Regions from separate parts of the Homo sapiens genome. Here region 2 is linked to region 1. A link is a loop called in an ENCODE intact Hi-C map of the cell type or tissue named here. Cell type or tissue: OCI-LY7. All regions are shown on one strand. Links, peaks and the distances in the headings refer to the core of each region. The heading gives the core; the rest is flanking DNA.

What was found. Hi-C counts contacts between places; a loop is a spot of excess contacts. Peaks named below come from ENCODE experiments on the same cell type or tissue, not always from the same donor. Only the 100,000 strongest peaks of a DNase experiment are listed, where the experiment ranks them.
Region 2: a loop joins it to region 1, with 2.5 times the contacts of the local background. A loop is called at or near these places in 10 of 110 quality-filtered maps.

Annotation. Positions count from the first base shown.
Region 1 is chr6:39,157,720-39,174,074 of GRCh38, reverse strand. No RefSeq gene overlaps it. Among named protein-coding and RNA genes, the nearest start is that of SAYSD1, 51 kb to the right of the region's middle. In OCI-LY7, for the core only: CTCF peaks have their summits at 7,291 and 7,490 (motif pointing left); a DNase peak (open chromatin) is centred at 7,454.
Region 2 is chr6:38,994,867-38,999,866 of GRCh38, reverse strand. The region is part of intron 88 of DNAH8 (dynein axonemal heavy chain 8); the gene reads right to left. Among named protein-coding and RNA genes, the nearest start is that of DNAH8-AS1, 44 kb to the right of the region's middle. In OCI-LY7, for the core only: a CTCF peak has its summit at 2,564 (motif pointing left); a DNase peak (open chromatin) is centred at 2,546.

The DNA of each region.
Region 1 (16,355 bases), core at 4,461-9,460:
TAGGATGAGGAGGAGGAAGACATGGGGCTGGTCTTGCTGTCTCAGAGGTAGAAGAAGATCCGTGTATAAGTGGACCTGCACAGTTCAACCCGTCTTGTTCGAGGGTTGACTGTATGTGAACAGGGCTGGTGCCCAGTAAACTTGGTAGCCAGCCCACTTTTTCACTGAGAAACCTCTAAATGTCAGCATCTGTAGGTCCTTTCTCTTGGGTCAATTTCCCAGTAATTTGCTGAGTCCCTCAAATTTGCTCAGAGATATAAACCAGTTCCAATGTTCTGATGCTGAGTGGGGAAGGGCTTGGGGAAACTACTTTTGGTGTGCAGACTTGCACTTAATTTCTAGCCTCACCTGTGTTAACCTCTCTATAAGCCAGCCCATCTTCTGCTATAGTGGAGAAGGCTTTGCAAGAAGTAGGAGGGGATCTGGGGCTCTCACTGCTTCTTCACTCACTTCCAGCCAGTCCCTCTCAGCCCTCCACCCTGGCACCCGCTTCTGAGGTATCCAGTGTTTCCAAGCGCTGAGCCATTGGAGGCTCCCTAAGCTCGAAGCTCAAAGCAGCCTGCTTTTCATTGCCATCCTGACCATCCTCCCACCTCCAGGCCAGGCAGCTACGGTGCAGCTGCTTCCCGGGGGTGAGTAACTGTCCTTCCCCTTTTCAGTTTCCAGAATTTTGCTGACTACCCCACAACTTCACTTTTCTTGTCCTTGTGGGTTATGCCTTCTCAGTAACATCTGAGTGGGGTTTTAGGAGATAGCAGAGACCAAAAGCGGTCAGCCTCTATGCAATGGCCCAGTCACTGGTGAAAATTCTCTGTAGGTGAAAAAGAAACATTGAAGAGATCCCACATCCAAATTCTAACCCCATTAAGAGATCCAGAGACCTGGGAGAAGCTTGAGGAGTCTGGCCTGCCTGCTGATCCCGGCTAAGGAATGACCCTTAAAAGCTCTGCTATGTGGCCTGGCTGCTAGGGGATGGGAATCCAGGTTCTCAATTTTGACAACTCTAGAGTTCTGAGATGGCCCCTTTGCCCCAGGCCAGCTCCTACATTGCCCCATCACATCTCCAGACCTCAGAACAACCCCTGGGGTCTGATGACTTGCTTGACATCCCCCAACCCTTACCTCCAGCCCCTGCCTTCTAGGGCCTGGCCTTTCTAAACTTGCCTCTTTCTTTTATTTTCTCCTTTTATTTTCCTTTTGAATGTTATTTTTTCACTTTCAGTACCTATCCTTCCCCCTTTTTTCTCCCCCCACCTGTTTCTCCCCTTTCCTTTCCCCCATTCTCTCTCTTTCTTGCTCTCTCTCCCTCTCCCTCCATCCATCCATGCCTGACTTCTTCCTTTGGTACATCAGGACCTTTTCCAACAACACCAGTGGTTTTCAGTCAGGATTGATTCACCCACACTCCCAGGAGACGTTTGGCAACTTGTGGGAGGGAGTAGGGGTGCCACTGGCATCTCATGGGTCGAGCCCAGGGATGCTGCTCAACGTCCTACAATGCCCAGGTCGGCCCCCTGCAAACAAAGGGTTTTCCAGCCCCATATGTCAATAATGCTGAAGTTGGGAAACCCTGCTCTACCATAGCCCCTGCTTCACCCCATCCCTAACCCTTCTCAGATAAAACAAGCATGGAGAGCAGGGGCCCCAAAAGGCAGCCATTGCCAGCAAAGGCTGGGATGAGCTGCCCAGACAGCCCGCAGGGCCCAAGCCCCTGGAATCTGCTGGTGTTGGCTGTTTTGGCCTTCTCAGAGTCAGATAACCTGGTGGGAAAGAGCTCCTGAGCCATCCCAACTGCTGCTGCCAGCTGGTTACCTGACTATGGGGACCAGCCCTGGTGCTGGCTCAGGAACAGGTCATGAAAACACAGCCAGCCCACCACCCACTCCAGACTGGTCTCTTCCATGAAGGCAAGGGTGGCAGCAGTAGCCTCTGACAAGTGTGAGGCATGGAAACCTGCCTAATCTCGAGCCTGACTTACCAGCCTGCTGGGAACCCTCCCAGAACCCAGCGTGTGGTATGATGGGGCCTGCCTACCCTCCATGACTGCAACCCTACACTACCAAAGCCTCTGCAGGCTGAGTTGACTTCCTGAAGTTGGCAGGAATAGGGGTGGATTATGGAGCAAGATGGAGCCTGGCCCTGTTGAATTCAGTGAAGCAGGCTAGGGCAGCTCAAGGCAGAGAAGAAGCTTGGAGAGCCCTGGCTCCCAACTTCACCTTCAAACCCTGGGTCATCCCCTGTGGCAGAGACTACTTGTTGCCTCTTAATATTCATTCTCCTATTCTTACACAGTAATTGAATTTGTAGCTGGCTCCCTAGCTAAAGATTACATTTCTCAGACTCCCTTGCAGCTACATGTGGTCACATGACTGACTTATGTCCCAACGAGATATGAGCAGACATGGCGTGTGCAACCTCTGGATAGTGCCTTTAAAAGGAAGAGGAGTGCAAATGTGATGGCAGGAGCTGGAACAATCACTTTAGACCATATGAAACAGAAGCTATATGCTGAAGGTGGCCATGCAATAAGGCAGAAGGCACATGGCTTCCCCCACCATTGAGTTGCCATATTGTGGACCATCTACTCAGACGTTTACATGAGAGAGAAATCAAAGTGTTTCTTGTTTAAGTCTCTGTATTTGCAGTCTCTTTTTATAGCAGCCTATTATGTGTCCTAATAAAAATAGCTCCTTGATGAAGCCTTCTGTGACACCCTCCTAGTCTAGACGAAGTAGGTGTCACTTCTTGCACCCCTGACTGGATATTTTTCGGATGAGAAAACAATGACCCAAGGTCACATTTACAGTTAATTTATAATGGAGCTGAGGCTTGAAGCCAGGTTCAAAGCATTGGCCTGAATGAAGGCCAAGGTTCCTTCACTTTCTAATATCCTAAGGTTCTCCGTAACCTACTAATCAAAGGGTATGGCAGGCACAGAGACCTTACTGGAGGCACTCATCTCATCAGATGCAAGGGTCTTCCCCACTCTCTGCTCCCTGGCCACACTGACCTTTCAGTTCTAAAAACCAGCCATACACTGTTTCGCCTCAGGGCCTTTACATGAGCTGTTCCACTGCCTAAAATATGCTTCTCTCCTCTTTTCACCAAGTTGACCTTTTCAAAATGCAACTCAAGCGACACTTCTTCAGGAAAATCTTACCTGTCAGTCCCACTAGACTGAGAGCTCCAAAAGGGCAGAGACCAGGTCTGGCTTTTACTTATTGTTTGATCCCTAATGCCTGGAATGGTGCCACAGCAAACGTGTGAAATGAATGAATGAATCCACCTGAAAGGCCAGGGCTGTAACCCCACCTGGAGCTTGGGAAATAGCTGGGCTGACCTCCTAAGGTGTCTTCCAAACCCAAGAGTACAGTCTACCAGGAGTGATGTTGTAATCCATGACTTACCCAGGGGAAAACTCTCATCCAGGGTCCAGGAAGCTCCTAGAGAGGTGCCTCAGAAACTTTCATATGTATATGAATAACCAGTCTCTGATTCAGTAGGTCTGGGTTGACCCAAGATTCTGCATTTCTAAGATGCTGCTGGTGCATGAACCACACTTGTGGGTAGCATAGCCCTAGAGGGCCCCAGATTCCCTCTAGGAGTCCATCTGTCCACTTCCCTGCTCTGCTCTGTTCTGCCTCTCATCTGTGAAATCTGTCTTTCCAGAAGGAGCTCCCAGTCTCAGCCAGGAAGGCTCTGGGTCTCCCTGTAAAATGGAACGCATGGCTCAGCACGCCACCTTCTTCTTTGCCCCAGAGCCTGGCTCTTTAGTCTGGGGAGGTAGGTCTTTCATCCTATTAGCCTCCCAGGACAGCATCCAAGATCAAGGCCCAATCTGTCCACCCCAGAGGCGCCACACCACAAACCTGGCAACTGTACCCTGGATGCCCTGCCCTTGCTGCCAGCCACCACCTCCTACCCTCTCAAGGCCAATTCTCCGTCTTGGCACTGGTGGCTGCTGTGACACTCTTGGACCGGCGCCACCCCTTTAACTTTGTGTTTTTCCAGGGTTAATTGACTTTAAAACACAAAGGCTATGTGTGTAGGAAGGTTATATCAGAAAAGAGAACATAGACTTGTCCACAGAGTTTCCCTTGTTGTACGGTGGGTGTATGTGTGTGCTGTGTGTCTGTCTGCCCATGGGGTCCTCAGTGTTGACATCTGGGTGTGCCTGTGTGTCTTCCTGGGGCTCTGACTCTAGTGCTCTGAGCTTTGGATTGGGGTGTGTGTGGCATTGGGAGGGGGAAGGCAGGAAGGAAGGGCTAGGGCACCAGCAGCTTCATCCCTGGGCTTCTCCTTTTGCCTTCACTGAATAAACATCTTGTTTGTCCACCAGACAGGCAGCATAGCCCTAGGGCATACACAGCTTCCGCTGCCCCCCAGGGCTCAGGACTGGCCAGACCTGCACAGGAAGTCTGGCTGAACCATAATCCAGGCGTGGGAAATGCCAAGGCAAGAGGCATCATGCCAGGCCCGGACACCCGCCTCCCACCCCCACCCTGTTGATGGGACCAGGCAGCGCCCTTGGCGAATGTACCTTCATCACAGCACAGCCCAGAGCCAAGCCTCCTCACCGCACTACCCCCACCTCCCTTGTGCCGTCTGGAAGCACAATGGGGCCACTTCAGAGCAAAATCTCATCTGTGAAATCCGTCTTTCAAGAAGGAGCTCCCAGTCTCAGCCAGGAAGACTCTGGGGCTCATTGTAAAATGGAACGCATGGCTCAGCACGCCACCTTCTTCTTTGCTAGAGTCACCTGTGACCAGGTGGAGGACAGGGGTCCCAGCAGCCTCACATTCCAAATCCCACCACACAGGGCCGTCTAGCAAAGCCAGGGGAGCTTAGAGAGAGTGAGCTCCACATCACTGGCAGCGTGACTGTCCCTGAGGGATAGGTGATCTTGCCACTTTGAGCCTTAGGAGTTAGAGATGTCAGTGTTTCATCCCTCTGCCTCTGGACCAGACTGCAAGGAAGGGAATCAGTCTTGAGTTTAAAGAGTGCTAGAAAAGTTGATTTCGGAGCTTCTCTACGTCCCTAGATCACTCATGAATTCTTCCTTTCTTCCACCTCTCATTTGAACAGTGTTAATTCTTCTGCTTTCCATGATGTTTATGAATGAATTGGGGTGTCCCTTTTCTTGCAACAGAAAGTGACTAGGGTCATGCAAGTGACAAAAAGGGTAGTTTCCAAATATTATTGGACCAGAACCCATTTAGGGTCCCTCCTGCCCAGGCCCTTGACCCCCCCCTGCACAGAGGCCCAAACAAGAACCATGGGACAGAACCTTGGAGGGTGCTAACTCCTGTTGGCGCCCAGGGCTCTGGGAGTTAAGACAAGCATGTGTGTGAGGGAGGTACGAGGGCGGGGGTATTCTTTACTTCTTGGCCTGGCCTCCCATAGGGAGCTTGGACAGCTGGGTGGTCAGCCTCACTATCCCACATCACCCCATCCCTCGATGTTCTCAGTCACTTTAAGTGCTCCTAGTCCTCAGGATCTGCTTCCTCTGCAGTCTGACCCAGTATCAGAGCTAGAAAGTTACCATGCAGATGAGGATAGGTCAGCAGGTGAGGGCTCTCACTCTCAAACCCTCAGAGGGTGCAACAGGATTCAAAGCCCGTGAGTTCCAGTGAGGCTTGGACCTCACTCTTGGCAGCTCAACCTCAAGGACTTTCCTGACTCACGACACAGTCAGAGAGGTGGGTTTGGTCTTGTGCTTGGAGTTTGAGCTATGCTCTTCGCAGATATTGAGATGTAGTCTTGAGTGCTTTTAAGACTTCTTTCTGAATGTCTGCATATGGTTGTGTGTGTGTAGATGTGTTTGTGTGAATGCACTTACATGAGAGAGAAAAAGGAATAGAGAGGCAGAAAGACAGCGGCAGGGAGGGACAGGAATAGCCCATCCAAGACGCTAGAGGTGGAGTCTCTCTCCACTCCAGACTGCGGCTGCTTCTCCCCTCAGACTGGGGCTACCTGAGGACTGGGCTGTGTCTCCCCTCAGACTGGGGCTCCCTGAGCTCGGGGCTCTGTCTCCCCTCAGACTGGGGCTCCCTGAGAACGAGGCTGTGTCTCCCTCAGACTGGTGCTCCCTGAGGATGCAGCTGTGTCTCCCCTCAGACTGGGGCTCCCTGAGGACGGGGCTGTGTCTCCATCAGACTGGGGCTCCCTGAGAAGCTGGTCCCCTGAGGACTGTTTTGTACTCTGCATATGTGTCTCCCACACGTGTGGGATGAGTTCACTTTCCCTGAGTTTCGGCAGCTTCTGTAGAAACACTCAGGGAACAGCAGTCTGTTTCTGGGCTGGAGTTCAGGGAGGTCTGGCTTGGATCTTCTTAACAGACATGACTCTGGGACTCCCCAAGGTCTGCCCAGACTCTGCCCACTGAGTGCTGCCCCTCCATCCCATTCCCTCACTCTTCCCTTCCCGCTGCTGTGGGGCAGAGAGGGTTGGAGTGTGAGGTCTCTGGACTAAGGCCGTCCCTGCCAAGCAGTCCTTCTTCTTGACTCCTCAGGCTCCAGCACACCAGATTCATGGGCTGAGTGATGGGCCGAGGGGCTTTACCGCGGGGCCTCTGGCATCCCCTCTTCCTGCCCTTCCCCATGTGGCAAGCTCTCTCCCCACTCATCCCTTGCCCTGTGTGGGTCCCTTCTTGCCTGTCATGAGCTCTTGCCTTGAAGGAGGTGTCCAGGAGCCAGGAAAGATGGAAGAGAAGGACCAGGAATAAGAAGAAAAGAAAGATCACAAGGAGGGTGCTGCCTGGGCCCAGCAGCCATACAATTAGGTGATGTGTGCTGGGTTTGTAAATTATCTCTCTTATCATTTTTGCTTTGATGCAGAACAAACAGAACTCCCCATGGCATTTAAGTCTCTCAAAGGCTGGGATCTTTGTTTTGCTCTCTGTTGTCTCCCGAGTGTCTAGATGCCCAGCCCATAGCAGGTGCTTGGTTAATGACTGTGGGACGGGTGACAGAGTCTCAGCCGGTTGTGTGGGCATGGACTTTTGGACTCTTCTTCCAACAGTTCCAAGTCCCTGTCCAGCCCACCTTGCTCCCCACACGTTCCTAGGGGGTTCCCTTAGGGATCTCACAGGCTCTGTGGAACCCACTTTGAGAACACCTGGAGGAGCTGTCCTCTTCAAATTCTAAGCTCCCGAGGAAGGGGAGAGAAGGAGGAGGAAGCATGGAGTGAAGGGGACTCCAGTAATTTCGAGTCGGGGCTGAATGTGGGAGTTTGTGGTGGGAGATGGAGGCTTCTCCAGCAGCAAGCCCCGCCCCAGCTAAGGGAAACCCAGAAGAGACCATTGAGAGTCAAAGTTATGTATTCTGAAGGCTGATGAGCGCTCATTGGAGGAGAGGTGTCTGGGCAGGATGCTGGCAGCTGGGGGCTCTGAGGGTGTCGCAGGGAAGCAGAGCCACCTGCCCGTCTCTGGAGACCTCGAGTCCCTCCCGCCCGTAGATCGTCACATGCAGCGCCACTGCCCCCTTGTGGTCATGCCGCCAGCAAAGCCGAAGCGTCCTGTCCCTGCAGTGGGGATGCTCTAAGTGCCTGGAGGACGAAGACCTCCCCCAAAGCCAGATGCTCTCTGGCTGGGATCAGAACCAGATAACTCAGGGAATCTGCCTCTGGCTTCCCTTTCTCCTTCAGGCCAAGGCTCCCAAAGCAAGAACCATCAGAAACCAAAGCCACGTGGTGCGGTGTGTCCAGCTCCGGCCTGGGAGTATAGAGACCAGGGCGTGAATACTGCTGTCCTCAACATGCTGTGTGACTTGGATAAGTCTGATAACCTCTCTGAGCCTCCATGTTCTTGTTTATAAAATGAGACTCACAGTTCCCATCCCACAGGCCTCAGGAGCTGTTGCGAGGGCTTGTGAGACACCTTTTGCAAAAAGCCCTGGGCAGAGAGGGGTGAGGCTGGAAGGCTTCTGCCAGGAGAAAGCAGCGCTGGGGAGTTTGTGGGAGACAAAGGTGAAGAGGAGAGTGGGAAGAAGGAATTTGCAGTTGAGGGACCCCAGAGACAGGCCCTCAGGATTCATCACCCTTTGCCTTTAAGAAATTCATCTTGTCTGCAAAGCTCCCCAGATCCCAGCAATTCCCCACCAGGAGCTGGGACCATGTCCCTCCTGTCCTCCTCTGTTGAGCCTCATGCTGGCCCCATGGTGCAATACTATAGCCAGACATTAGAGCCCTCAGGTCTGCTGGACAATTGATGCACAGAGACCACCAGGTTTATTCTCCCCCAGCTCTGAGGTAATATAACAAGGATCGCCTTTCCTCTAGTTTTCAACGTGCTCTTCATTTCTGTCTGAGACCTCACTGGAAGCACCTTTAACATTCATATTGCTGCCAGGCACCATGGCTCACATCTGTAATCTCAGCACTTTGGGAGGCCAAGATGGGCTGATCACTCAAGGCCAGGAGTTTGAGACCAGCCTGGCCAACATGGCGAAACTTCATCTCTACTAAAAAAAAAAAAGAAAAAGAAAAAGAAAAATTAGCCAGGCATGGTAGTGGGTGCCTGTAATCCAGCTACTTGGGAGGCTGAGGCACCAGAATCATTTGAACCCAGGAAGTGAAGGTGGCAGTGAGCCGGATCGCACCACTGCACTCCAGCCTGGGCAAGAGTGAGACTGTTTCCACAAAGGTTAAAAAAAAAAGAGAGAGAGAGATATTCATATTTCTAGCAACAATCTCTTTGAGGGTAATCTAGGCTTTTTCTGTCATGCGCCTTCCAATGCTTTCAGCCTCCACCCATTATCCAATTCCAAATCTACCTCTGCATTTTTAAGTATTTGTTATAGCAGCACCCCAGAACCACCTAGAAGCTACTGGAAGAGGCACAGGACAGATTTCTCCCTCAGAGCCCCCGGAAAGAACCAACTCCACGGACCTTGATCTCAGACTTCTGACCTCCAGAACTGTGAGATAGATTTCTGTTGTTCTCAACTACCTAGTTTGTGGTACTGTGTTATGGCAGCAAACATATTAGTTTGCCCTAGCAAACGAATACACACCATTGCATCCTCTTTCAGCTACCTGGCTGTGCTCCTGCCTCCAGAGCAGCCCCTCATCTCCAGCTCTGCCTCCACCCTCTAGTCTTCAGTCTCTTCTGCAGGCCCTCACCACTCCTGTGGCATCCATCTTGAATCTCTGCAATGATCCCAAATCCAATTCTAAGTCACTTCGAGGTCAATCACTGTCCTGACAATAATTGTCCCAGCTCATGTTTCCTGCTCTATCACGTGGCAGGCACAAGGTTAAGTGTTTACTGCCGTTCCCTCATGGAATCCTTGCTTGAGGATTGTCCCATTTTAAAGAAGATGAAACTGAGGTTCAGAGAGGCTAAGTAACTTGCCAAAGCCACATAGCTCATATACGTTGCGTTATGTGAAAATCTATGCTCATAATCAGTGCACTCGCGTGTCTCCTACACACTGTTCTGCCTCTCCCAGAGACATGGTTTCCAACTGCCTTCCACATCACCACCTGGAAAGCCTTAGGTCTCCTCAAGTTCACTGTGTCTAGGACAGCTTGATGATTCCTCCCCTCCACACACACACACCTCACACCAATCCCTTTCTCCACTTCCTGTAATGGCCCTGGAGTCACACGGGCTGGAGACCTGGCTTCCCCTCAGCATTCTTCCAGGGCCTCTCAGAGCTTGGAGGAGGCTGGGACCACTTCTTCTTTTGAGACCCCAGTATATAGATTTTTTAATTTTAAGTTTTTATTGATTGATTGATTTTTTTTTCTTTGAGATGGAGTCATGCTCTGTCACCCAGGCTGGAGTGCAGTGGTGTGATCTCGGCTCATGGCAACCTCTGCCTCCTGGGTTCAAGCAATTCTCCTGCCTCAGCCTCTTGAGTAGCTGAGACTACAGGCGCCTGCCACTACACCTAGATAATTTTTGTATTTTTAGTAAAGACGGGTTTTACTATATTGGTCAGGCTGGTCTCGAACTTCTCACCGCAAGTGATCTGCCCACCTCGGCCTCCCAAAGTGCTGGGATTACCGGCATGAGCCACCGCACTTGGCCTGAATGATTGATTGATTGATTTTTAAAAATTTTAAATACAGTAGTATTCAGTTTTTTGGTGTTTAATTTTTATGAATTTTGACATATGCCTAGATTCTTGTAACCACCACTACAAATAGGCTACAGAACCATGGCAGCACCCTGGGGAGTGCCAAGCCCTGGAAACCACTGATCTGTTTTCTGTCCTGTATTCATTTCCTGTGGCTGAGGTAACAAATTACCACAAATTTAGTGGCTTCGAAAACTGAGATTTATTCTCTCAAAGTTCTGGAGTCCCAAAGTACAACTTCAACATCATGGGGCCACAATCAAGGTGTCGGTAGGGCCACATTTCCAACACTGAAATTTCTAGGGGAGAATCCATTCCTTGCCCCTTCCAGCTTCTGGTGGCTGCCAGCATTCCTTGACTTGTGGGCACACTAGCCTAATCTCCATGGCTAGCATCTCCAAGTCTCTCTCTCAGTTCCCTCTTCCTATCACCAATTCTTCTGTGTCAAATCTCCTGCCTCCGTCTTATAAGGACACTTGTGATTAAGAGACCCATCTCCAGATACTTAATCACACCTGCAAAATTCTTTTTTGCCAGATGTGTTAACATTCACAGACTCCAGTAATACATTTTGGGGCATTACTTAGCCTAGTGCATGTCCCTACCACCTTTTTCAGAAGGCCATATGAATGGAATCACACAGTATGTAATCTTTTGAGACTCAGCATAATGCCTTTGAGATCCATCCAAGTTGTTACATGCATCTGCAGTTTGTCCTTTTTTATTGCTACTTCTATTATTTATTATTTTATTATTATTATTATTATTATTATTATTTTGAGACAGAATCTTGCTCTATCTCCCAGGCTGCAGTGCAGTGGCATGATCTCAGCTCACTGCAACCTTAGCCTCCTGGGTTCAAGCAATTCTCCTGACTCAGCCTCTCGAATAGCTGGGATTACAGGCGTGTGCCACCACACCTGGCTAATTTTTGTATTTTTAGTAGAGACGGGGTTTCACCATGTTGGCCAAGTTGGTCTCTCACTCCTGACCTCAAGTAATCTGCCTGCCTCAGCCTCCCAAAGTGCCGGGATTACAAGCATAAGCCACCATGCCTGGCTGATTTTATTATTTTTTTTTATTGTATGGTTTGTTTATCCATGGTATGGATGTATCACAGTTTATTTGTTCACCAATTGAAGAATATTTGGGTTATTCCCAATTTGGGTGATTATGAATTGTGCTGCTATAAACATTTGTGGACGGATTTTTGTATGAACAAATTTCAGTTCTCTAGAATAAATACCCAGGAGTGGGAATGTGAGGTTGTGTGGTAAGTGTATACATAACTATAAGAAACCGACACACCATTTCCAGAATTGCTGTACTATTTATTATTCCCACCAACAACATAGGAAAGTTGCTCCTACATCCTTGATAGCACTTGGTATTGTCAGGTATTCAAAAAATGTTTAGCCATAGCCATTCTACTAGGTCTGTAAGGATACATCATGGTTATTTTAATTTTGTATTTCCCTAATGACTAAATGATGAGCATGTCTTTATGTGTGTGTTGTCATCTGAATAACTTCTTTGGTGAAATGTTGCTTCAAACTTTTTGTCTATTTTTTTTTTTTTTTTTTTTGAGACGGAGTCTCACTACGTGGCCCAGGCTGGAGTACAGTGGCGCGATCTCAGCTCACTGCACGCTCCACCTCCCAGGTTCACACCATTCTCCTGCCTCAGCCTCCCGAGTAGCTGGGACTACAGGCACCTGCCACTATGCCTGGCTAATTTTTTGTATTTTTAGTAGAGACGAGGTTTCACCATGTTAGCCAGGATGGTCCCGATCTCCTGACCTCATGATCCGCCTGCCTTGGCCTCCCAAAGTGTTGGGATTACAGGTGTGAGCCACTGCGCCCAGCCCTTTTTGTCTATTTTTAAAAATCAGGTTGTGTGTTTCTCATTGAGTTTTGACAGTTCTTTATATATTCTGGATACGAATTCTTTGTCAGACAAATGATTGGCAAATATTTTCTCTCCCATTCTGTGGCTTGAATTTTCACTGTCTTAACAGTGTCCTTAGCAGAGTAAAGTTGTTAATTTTCATGAAGTTAAGTTTATCTTGTTTTCTTTTGTGGATGATATTGGTGTTATATCTGAGAACTCTTTGGCAAACTCAAGGTCACAGAGATTTTTCCTGATGTTTTCTTATGAGAGTTTTATGATTTCACATTTTATATTTAGGACTATGATCCATCTTAGGTTAATTTTTATATAAGTTGGGAGTTATACGTTCATTTTTAAAGTATATGTCTGTCTACTGGTCCCAGCATCTTTGTTTGTTTGTTTGTTTTTTAAGACAGGGTCTTGCTATGTTGCTCAGACTGGTTTCAAACTCCTGGGCTCAATCGATCCTCCCGCCTTGGCCTCCCAAAGTACTAGGATTACAGGCATGAGCCACCATGCCCAGCCTACCATTTGTTGAAAATATACCACTGAATTGTCTTTGCACTTTTGGAAAAAAAATCGATCATATTTATATGAGTCTGTTTCTGGACTCTGCTCCATTGACCTATATGTCTACCCTTTCCCAATACCACATTGTCTTGATTACCATAGTTTATAGCATGTCTTAAAATCAGGTCATGTAAGTCTTGCCATTTTTATTTCCTTTTTTAAAAAATGTTGGCTATTCAAGTTGGGGTTTTTTTGTGTTCTTTTCATATAACTTTTGGAATCAATTTGTCTGTATTTACAGAGAATCTTGTTTGTGTGTGTCTTTGTAATTGTATGTTCAAATTGGAGACAAAAGTTTGCATGTGATACTCTTTTGAATGTGAGTCTTGGCCGCAAAGCCTTTTCATTTCATTCCACACAGGCCCCAGGTCACTCTCTTTGGCCACCCCGTATGCAGCTACCAGGTCCTGTTAATTTATTCTTCCATTCGCTGTCTCATTCAAGTCCACTTCTTGTCATTGTCAAGGGCACTGCACAGTTGCACCTGCTATGATCTCACCCCTGAATCGGTGTAGTGTGTTCCCACTGCTCCTTGCTCACTCACACTGCCTTTTCTGCATCTTGCTGAGATCTTCTTTACCTGGAACCTTCGCTGGCTCCCCTTTGCCTGCTGAGCCAAATCCAGGTGCTTCAAGTTGGCACTCAAAGTCCCTTTAGTCTGTCTTCTCCCTACCCTTCCAGCCCTCTGTCTTCCTCCATCTTCGTGACACCTCCCTGGTCACAATGGGAGGAACCATCGTCTCCTGTGAGGGCCTGGAGTTTTCTGCCTAGGTGTTTTTGTGCTTGTGATTCCTTCTGCCCAGTGTGCCCACCCCCTACTCTTCTCTGACTGCTTACATCCTGCTGATTGGTGCATTTGACCACTGCTGCTTATTGAGCATTTTGCTAAAGATGCCCCAACAGAAGGAAACACACCCCTGTCCTGGGGAGACAAGTAGCTGAAATACTAGGTAATGTATGCTAAATGCCTGACCATAAGGGCTTGGCAATTCAGAGAAGGGAAGGCAAGTACGTTGAGAGAGAATCAGAGAAATTTCCTTCAAGGCCTCAGCCAAATTGCCTCGTGGAAGCAGACCTACCTCTCAATAGCCTAAAGAGTGGCTGTGTATATATGTTTGGTGGTGGGATGACAGAGAGATGGCACATCTAGGAACTCTACCATTAGCTTATGAAGACAGCTTAGTGAACTCCTTGGTGACTAGTAATATTTCTTCATCTGTATCGTAGTGAGCTAGTTTAATAAATAATTCTTTGTTTTGATTAATCAGAGAAAAGAGACTACATCATCTCAGAGTTCAAGAGATCCGGGAGGAAAAATGCCAGGTATATCTCACACAGATTTTACAAAAGTGAAAGGAAAGGTATATAGGTACTCATTACCTGACTCTGAAAGAGAAAATGGTTGAAAGAGTTTGAGGAATGAAAATCGAGCCTCATGATGGCAAATTATTACTTGAGGAAGAAAAAAGAATGGAATGTGTCTTCTTTATCTTTCTATCCCCAATGCCCACATCAGCAATGTGCACTTCATAGGTGAGTATTTGGCTCTCTGTGTTTGTTCTTGAGTTATCAAAAAAAGTGGAGTGGAAAATTATTGGTTTAGTTTTGGAACCCACAAGTATGCACACAGAAGCTTGCCTAGAAGAGACGTATGACTGCAGCACTCCCACCTTGTGGTAGTATTCATGAATTACAGGCTAAACTTTCATGGAAACCTAACTTTTTTTTTTTTTTAAATGGAGTTTTGCTCTTGTTGCCCAGGCTGGAATGCAGTGGCGCGATCTTGGCTCACCACAACCTCCGCCTCCCGGTTTCAAGCGATTCTCCTGCCTCAGTCTCCCGAGTAGCTGGGATTACAGGCATGTGCCACCACGCCCGGCTAATTTTGTATTTTTAGTAGAGATGGGGTTTCTCTATGTTGGTCAGTCTGGTCTCAAACTCCCGACCTCAGGTGATCTGCCCACCTCGGCCTCCCAAAGTGCTGGGATTACAGGCATGCGCCACCACGCCCAGCTAATTTTGTATTTTTAGTAGAGATGGGGTTTCTCCATGTTGGTCAGGCTGGTCTCGAACTCCCGACCTCAGGTGATCCGCCCGCCTCGGCTTCCCAAAGTGCTGGGATGACAGGCGTGAGCCACCGCGCCCAGCCTAAGATGTAACTTCTTGAGTATTAAAGTATCTGTCCCTTACAAAGATTTTGCTAGCACTTCCCTGCCAGTTCCTCCTTCTCTCCGAGATCTCAGCTAGCAGGGCCCCCACTAATGCTTCTAAGTTATGTCATTTTCGAGATTCTCTTCTTAATGCATTGAGGTCTTCAAACCTATTTAAAATGCAAAATGATCATTTGGTGTTATCACTGAAGCCTCTAGGACCCTCTCCAAAATAGGTTTCATTCTGGGATCCAGAACAGGTGTTTTTAACTTGGGATCCACAGATGGGCTTCAGGGGGCGCATGAACCCTTTGAAATTGTGAAAGTGTATGAACATATGCATATGTCTTTTTTTTTTTATTTGAGGAGGGTATCTACATCATTTGCCCAGATTCTCGAAGGGGTCTGTGACTACAAAAAGATGACAAAATCCCTGTTCCAGGGTGACACATGCCAAAGCTGACTCTAAAAGGACAGGGACTTGTTGTTTAAATAAACAAGACAGAAAAATGTTGAAGATATTTTTGAACTTCTAAACATGATACGAGAATTTTTTTTTTCGGAGTCACTGTTGCCTAGGCTGGAGTGCAGTGGCGCGATCTCGGCTCACTGCAAGCTCCGCCTCCCGGGTTCACGCCGTTCTCCTGCCTCAGCCTCCCGAGTAGCTGGGTCTACAGGCGCCCGCCACCACGCCCTGCTAATTTTTTGTATTTTTAGTAGAGGCGGGATTTCACTGTGTTAGCCAGGATGGTCTCGATCTCCTGACCTCGTGATCCACCTGCCTTGGCCTCCCAAAGTGCTGGGATTATAGCCGTGAGCCACCGCGCCCAGCACATGATACAAGATTTTATCTCTCTTCCTTTCCTCTGCTTCCCTGCTCTTGACACCCTCATCTCCCCAAGACTCCTCCCTACCCCTGTCATGGGGGAGGGAATTCAAACTTCATTTGCAGATAAGTGACCATCTGTCCTTCCAAAGGTTTATGGAGAAAAGGAAGAATTGTATAGCCTCCTGGGAAGACAGATTAATCCAGATTAGCTCTAGGCAAAGGAATCAGCCTATTCAAGATAACACCATTTAAAAAAAAAAAAAAAAAACCCCTCCTTATTTGTCTCCAGATCAGGTGCCTGAGCTCTGCATGGGAAGCTGATGAATGATTTAGTTATGCTTTCCGTTTGGGGAAAGTGCCTGCTTTTATCTCTGTGATTGCTTCTTTATTTGGCAACCCACAAACTTATCTGTTTTCCCTAATATAATTGCCTGGTCCCTCTCCGCAGCTCTCAGTAATGTCAGCAGGGCTATCTTTCCGTTTTCCTCTGGAGTTCAATATTGTTTAAGCAAACTAATTGGACTCTATTTCATTTTGCTTTATTTTCCTGCACCAGACCTAGCAATTGGCTGTTTGGGTTTTGCTTGTTTTGTTCCTTCACAAAGTTTCACTGATGAAGTTCCCAAGGAAATTGGATATTGTTCTTTCTCCCCTTTTTCTTTTCTTTCCTTATGTAAGCATTTATCTTCCACCTGCAGTGGGCCAGGCATAGCTCTAGATGAGATGGAATTTAGAGAGGTAAATAAGGCTCAGGCCTGTCTTCAGGGACAAATTTTGTCCTTCCCTAGCCAGAGCCTCCAGTGACAACTGTGCAGGTTGTTACCGTACAAGGGA
Region 2 (5,000 bases), core at 1-5,000, 170 kb after region 1:
ATTCATTTCTAATTATTATATATCTATTATATAATATGACAATACAATATAATAATAAATACATCTATAGATATTAGAAATATCTATCTTTCTATCTATCTCTTCTTGAGTCTTTGACAATTGATAAGTTCATTTGTTTTCATAGGATATTTTCACAGGATTCCCCCTCTCAGAGTTACTTGTATTTTTCTTATACTTTATATGACTTTTAAAAACTGTGATCATGCCCTACTTCAAAATTCAGGAATGGGTTGCAAATGCCTTTTGTGCCATATATAAATAGTCCTCAAAACACAGGAGAATCAGAAAGATATAATTTGAGAGTGAAGTAAAACTATTCTTCTTATTATTTTATCAATGCAGATCTTTAATGATTAAAGACAAGAAAACCACAGTAAATTTCCATTCATGCTAAGAAAAGCAGAGTTCATGATTCCTACCTGTTCTAGCTACAAAAAAAAAAAAACAGCCCCCATATCCAAATTCTCAGGTGCTCTCTCAGTCACCTTCAGCTTGAGCCCTCCGTGGAAGTGTGCTCAGCACCAGGGGCTAGGTCCCAACAGTGCACACCATTGCAGAGATGACCATTTTGCTCTCTGCTGACTCTGGCCAAGTTCACTGGTGCTCCAAGGAGAGGCTGATGGAGATGCTGCTGCTGCTAGATCCCACCTAATAAATCACTTTCATGATGAGTGATTTAATTTTTTATGAGATGATCTGAACACGGGCCTCAAAACATAGATGTTGGGAAGAAGCCTTGAAAAGCTGATCCACTGTGAATAAGAGCTAGCCAAGCTCTCCCCAACACACATTTTACTATGCACAGAATGTCATTCCCTGGTATTCCAGGGCTGAACAACTCACATTTCTTTTTCCACAATGTGATTTTATGTTTGCAAAGATATGAAAGGCAGAAGCCTAGTTAGCTAGCTATAACAGAGAATTGCAAATCTCTCTATATGCCACAAAAGCCCAAGGGCTTTCAGGAGAACAGTCCTCATAAATGCTCTGAGATGAAGAACAAGAGCTATAATATTCCTTGAGGGTTGGTTCTAAGTTATTTCTTGAAGAAAATTTCTCTTTAGAGTAAATATGGGAAGAAGCTCAGATTGCCCTTGTAGCTTGGTGGTTCTGGGAAGTCAGGGTCATGGATAATAGAAATGCAAAACAACTGAAAAACAGAGCTGTCTATGAAATAAACAACTACCTAATGAGATATTAGTGCACCATAATATCCAAATCAGTCTAGATTTACATACGTCTTTGCACATGAAATATCAATGAGCATAAATTTTTCAAAAAATCTAAATCTCAAAAGTGTCCTCAAATACTCAAGGGAATACATTTCAATTTGTATTGCATTGAAATGAATATAAAGGTTGTAATAAGGCATTTGATAAATTTCAGAAAGTAAAGAAACATGCATAACCACTGATGAGAAAAAGAGTGAAAATAAGCAACCATTTTTGACATTGAAAGAGTTGAATTTGCAGAGTCTTTGGTACCTTATAAATCTACATAATAAAATGTGAATAAACTGTGTATTTTCATGGTTCTTATCACTATGCTATCTAAACTCTTGAGAGAGATTTTACTTATTTTAAAGCATTTATTCACCTTGATTTCCCCCTCCACTTCAGAGATTCTGCATTCTTATGCAAGGACTGAGGAGAGAGACTTGTGATTCGCCCTGCCCAAATCTCCCTCTTCTCTCAAATTTATGGATGCTAACTTCAGAGTGAAGATTCCAATAAACAGGGGGCATCGAGTTCTCCATCATGGCCCAATTATAGCCTATCATCAAGTGATGGCTGGGCACCGTGGCTCATGCCTATAATCCCAGCATTTTGGAAAGCCAAGGTGGGTGGATCACTTGAGGTCAGGAGTTCGAGACCAGCCTGGCCAACATGGTGAAACCCTGTCTCTACTAAAAATACAAATATTAGCCGGGCCTGGTGGCACATGCCTGTAGTTCCAGCTATTCGGGAGGCTGAGACATGAGAACCGCTTGAGCCTGGGAGGCGGAGGTTGCAGTGAGCTGAGATCGCACCACTGCACTCCAGCTTGGGCAACAGGGTAAGACTATCTCAAAACAAAACAAAAAACAACAAACAAACAAAAAGAAGCAAGAATGCTGTTGAACACCATGGATGGTCAGATAAATTAATGATTCCTCTGGCTGGGGACATTCACACAGACTTAGCCAGCATATCTTAGAGAGTCTTCTCTCATGGCTGAAGCTGTTATCTCTGCACACATGCATTCAAATCTTTCACCTGGGCTCCAGTCCATATTTCTCACCCCATTCATTTATATCCCATGTTCTTTCCCAGCTCAACATGCCCCCAACAGAACTCTGTAACTTCTCCTCCAACATACTCCTGTTCCCAACTCCTCCACTACCCCAGCTCCCAGACAAGCAATGTCAGGGCATCTTTGACCCCTTCTTTCATTTCACTCAGAACTTGGAGAGTTACATCTTGCTGGAGCTGGGTGAGGACCAGAGGTGGGTTTCAGCTGGGATGCTTCATCTGTTATTGCTTACTGCTTCCTGGTGGCCGGTGGGGGAACAGCAAGGGGCGTAGAGAAGTCCTTGAAGAAGGCAAGCTCACTTGCCAGGATTCCATCCACCAGATATTTCAGAGCCAGAGGAAAGAAGAATCAAACCTAGGTACTCAGAGACCAAAAAAATTACCAAACACAGAGCTGCAGAACAGAGCCAACCACCTGAGCAGGAACCAGAAATGGGCTAAGACATGCTGGGGAAAGGGGATCAGGGGTGGGTGAGAGAGACCCCAAGGCAGACCATATGGGAAGTTAAGGATGAAGAGAGAACAGAGGAGGACGAAGGTCTTACAGGCCTGCCAGTTGCTCTAGTGGATATACTCCCCCATTTTAGGCAGGGGTCCAGGGCCTTCTACCTGACCTCACTAGTGTGGTGAAAGGTTGCAAGATCCTGACACTATTTTGGGAGAAGCTCGCTTACGGCATCCTACAGCATGCATGCCAGCAACACCATGTGGGCTTCTGGACAAAGCTGTGAAGAGAGACTTGACAAAACACAGAAGGCTCACCGTGTCCTCTCTAACACACCAGTTTGCAGCAAGAAACAGATTAACAGCTACAGAAGAAGGTTCTCAGCCATTGCTCTGCATTCGCTAAGTCCTATCAGTCCCCCCTTGAGACCTGTCCTGCAGCTTCACTCCACCCCATGATCATCCCTATTCTAGGCCTGCATCCTCACACACCTGGACTTACCCACAGGGTACCCGAGGTGTCGATTAGTCATCATGGGTGCTCTAGATGAGCCTTGTCACATGGCAGAGAGCTTGTCTTTTATTCTAACTGCTGTAGGAAGCCATTTAGATGGAGGAGAAGTAGATGGAGGAGATTCAGTTTGGGGCTTTTAAAGGTCAAGCTGTCTGAAAGACATGCCAGTGGATGTCACATAGAAATTGTATAAATGACTGTGGAGCACAGAGGAAAGGTCTAGACAACATATATGTGGCATATTGATGTTTTAAAGGCCATTGGCATAGATGAGCTCTACTCAGGAGGGAAGGTGGACATGACTATAAAAGAGGTTAAAATGTGAGTAGAACATAGGCCATAGATTTATAGGCATGTGAAGGGAAGGGAAGGCTCTTTAAAGCATGAGAGATACTAGATCACACTGCTACCTGGACCATACACTGAAGGGTGATGCTATTAAAGTCATGCTTTGCAGCCTTTTGCATTTTGCAACAAATTTTGTTACTCTGTCACAGTGTGATTTTGCCACTGAGGACTGAGAACCTGCTAAGCCGGACAGCAGGAGAACCCTGTGAAGAGGAGCCTCTGGCTCTGGTGAAGTGTTCATCTGTGTCAATACTAAGTTCCTTCTTAGTATTAAGTAAGTATAACCACCATATAACAGTATAACCACTGTTTCTCAGTGGTTTCTCTGGGATGTGTTGGCAACACCATAGTGAAGTGGTTGAACAGAGCTGCCTCGATAGATTATATTAAGAAGGCTAGTACATTCCTTTAGGAGAGGCACGAGAGTGGCTTCAAGTTGTCATCAGATTTCAGACCAAGGTCTACAGAGCTAGTGTTATGTCCACACTTCTGTAACAATTTTATTGAATGGGTTGGACTCAGTATAGGGTAAGGAAGAAGTGATTTCATTCTTTACCACATTGTACTGAGTCCAGCTTATTAGACCAGATTAAAGACTAGTTTGCATGTCTTTGTGAAAATAAATACGAAAACCTAGATGAAACAAATAATTTCCTAGGAGAACACAACTGACAAAATATTGACTGCAGTGGTGACAGAGAAATACGAAAGATATCAAAGAACTAGCACTGAGCCCAGATGGTTTCACAGGAGAATTCTACCAAACTTTAAAGCATCCAATACTACATAAATTGTTCCAGAGCTTAGAAAAACTTCCACATTTTTACAAAGCAAATATAACATTGATTAGTAATTAAACCTGATAAAGATGCCACAAAAAACTCCAGGCCATTCTTATTTATGAATATCAATGCAAAATTCCCCAATGAACCATTAATAGAGTATATCACTACCTTAGGAGAATAATACCTCCGAACCCAGTGGTATTAATTTCAGATTATCTGTAGAAAATTTGAGTTAGGAAATCCATTAATATAATTCACTAACTTTTTAGGTGTTTAGGGGAAAATCATGTGATTCTTTCCATAAATGTTGAAAGGTATTCAACAAAATTCAACACCAATTTCTGACAACAATAGAGAAACACACATGCAACAATAGCTAGGACAAGCTCAGAAAAAAAAAAAAAGAGCAATGAGGGGAGACTATAACTATCAGATAATAAAACATACTGGAGACTAGCTAAACTTAAAACAGACTGCTACAAAATAGAAAGGAAAACAGAATAGAAAGCCCAGAAATGGACCCGAGTACCTATGGAAGGAAATTCTATGTTAAAGGAAGCAGGAGGCCAAGGCTGGCGGATCACGTGTGGTCAAGAG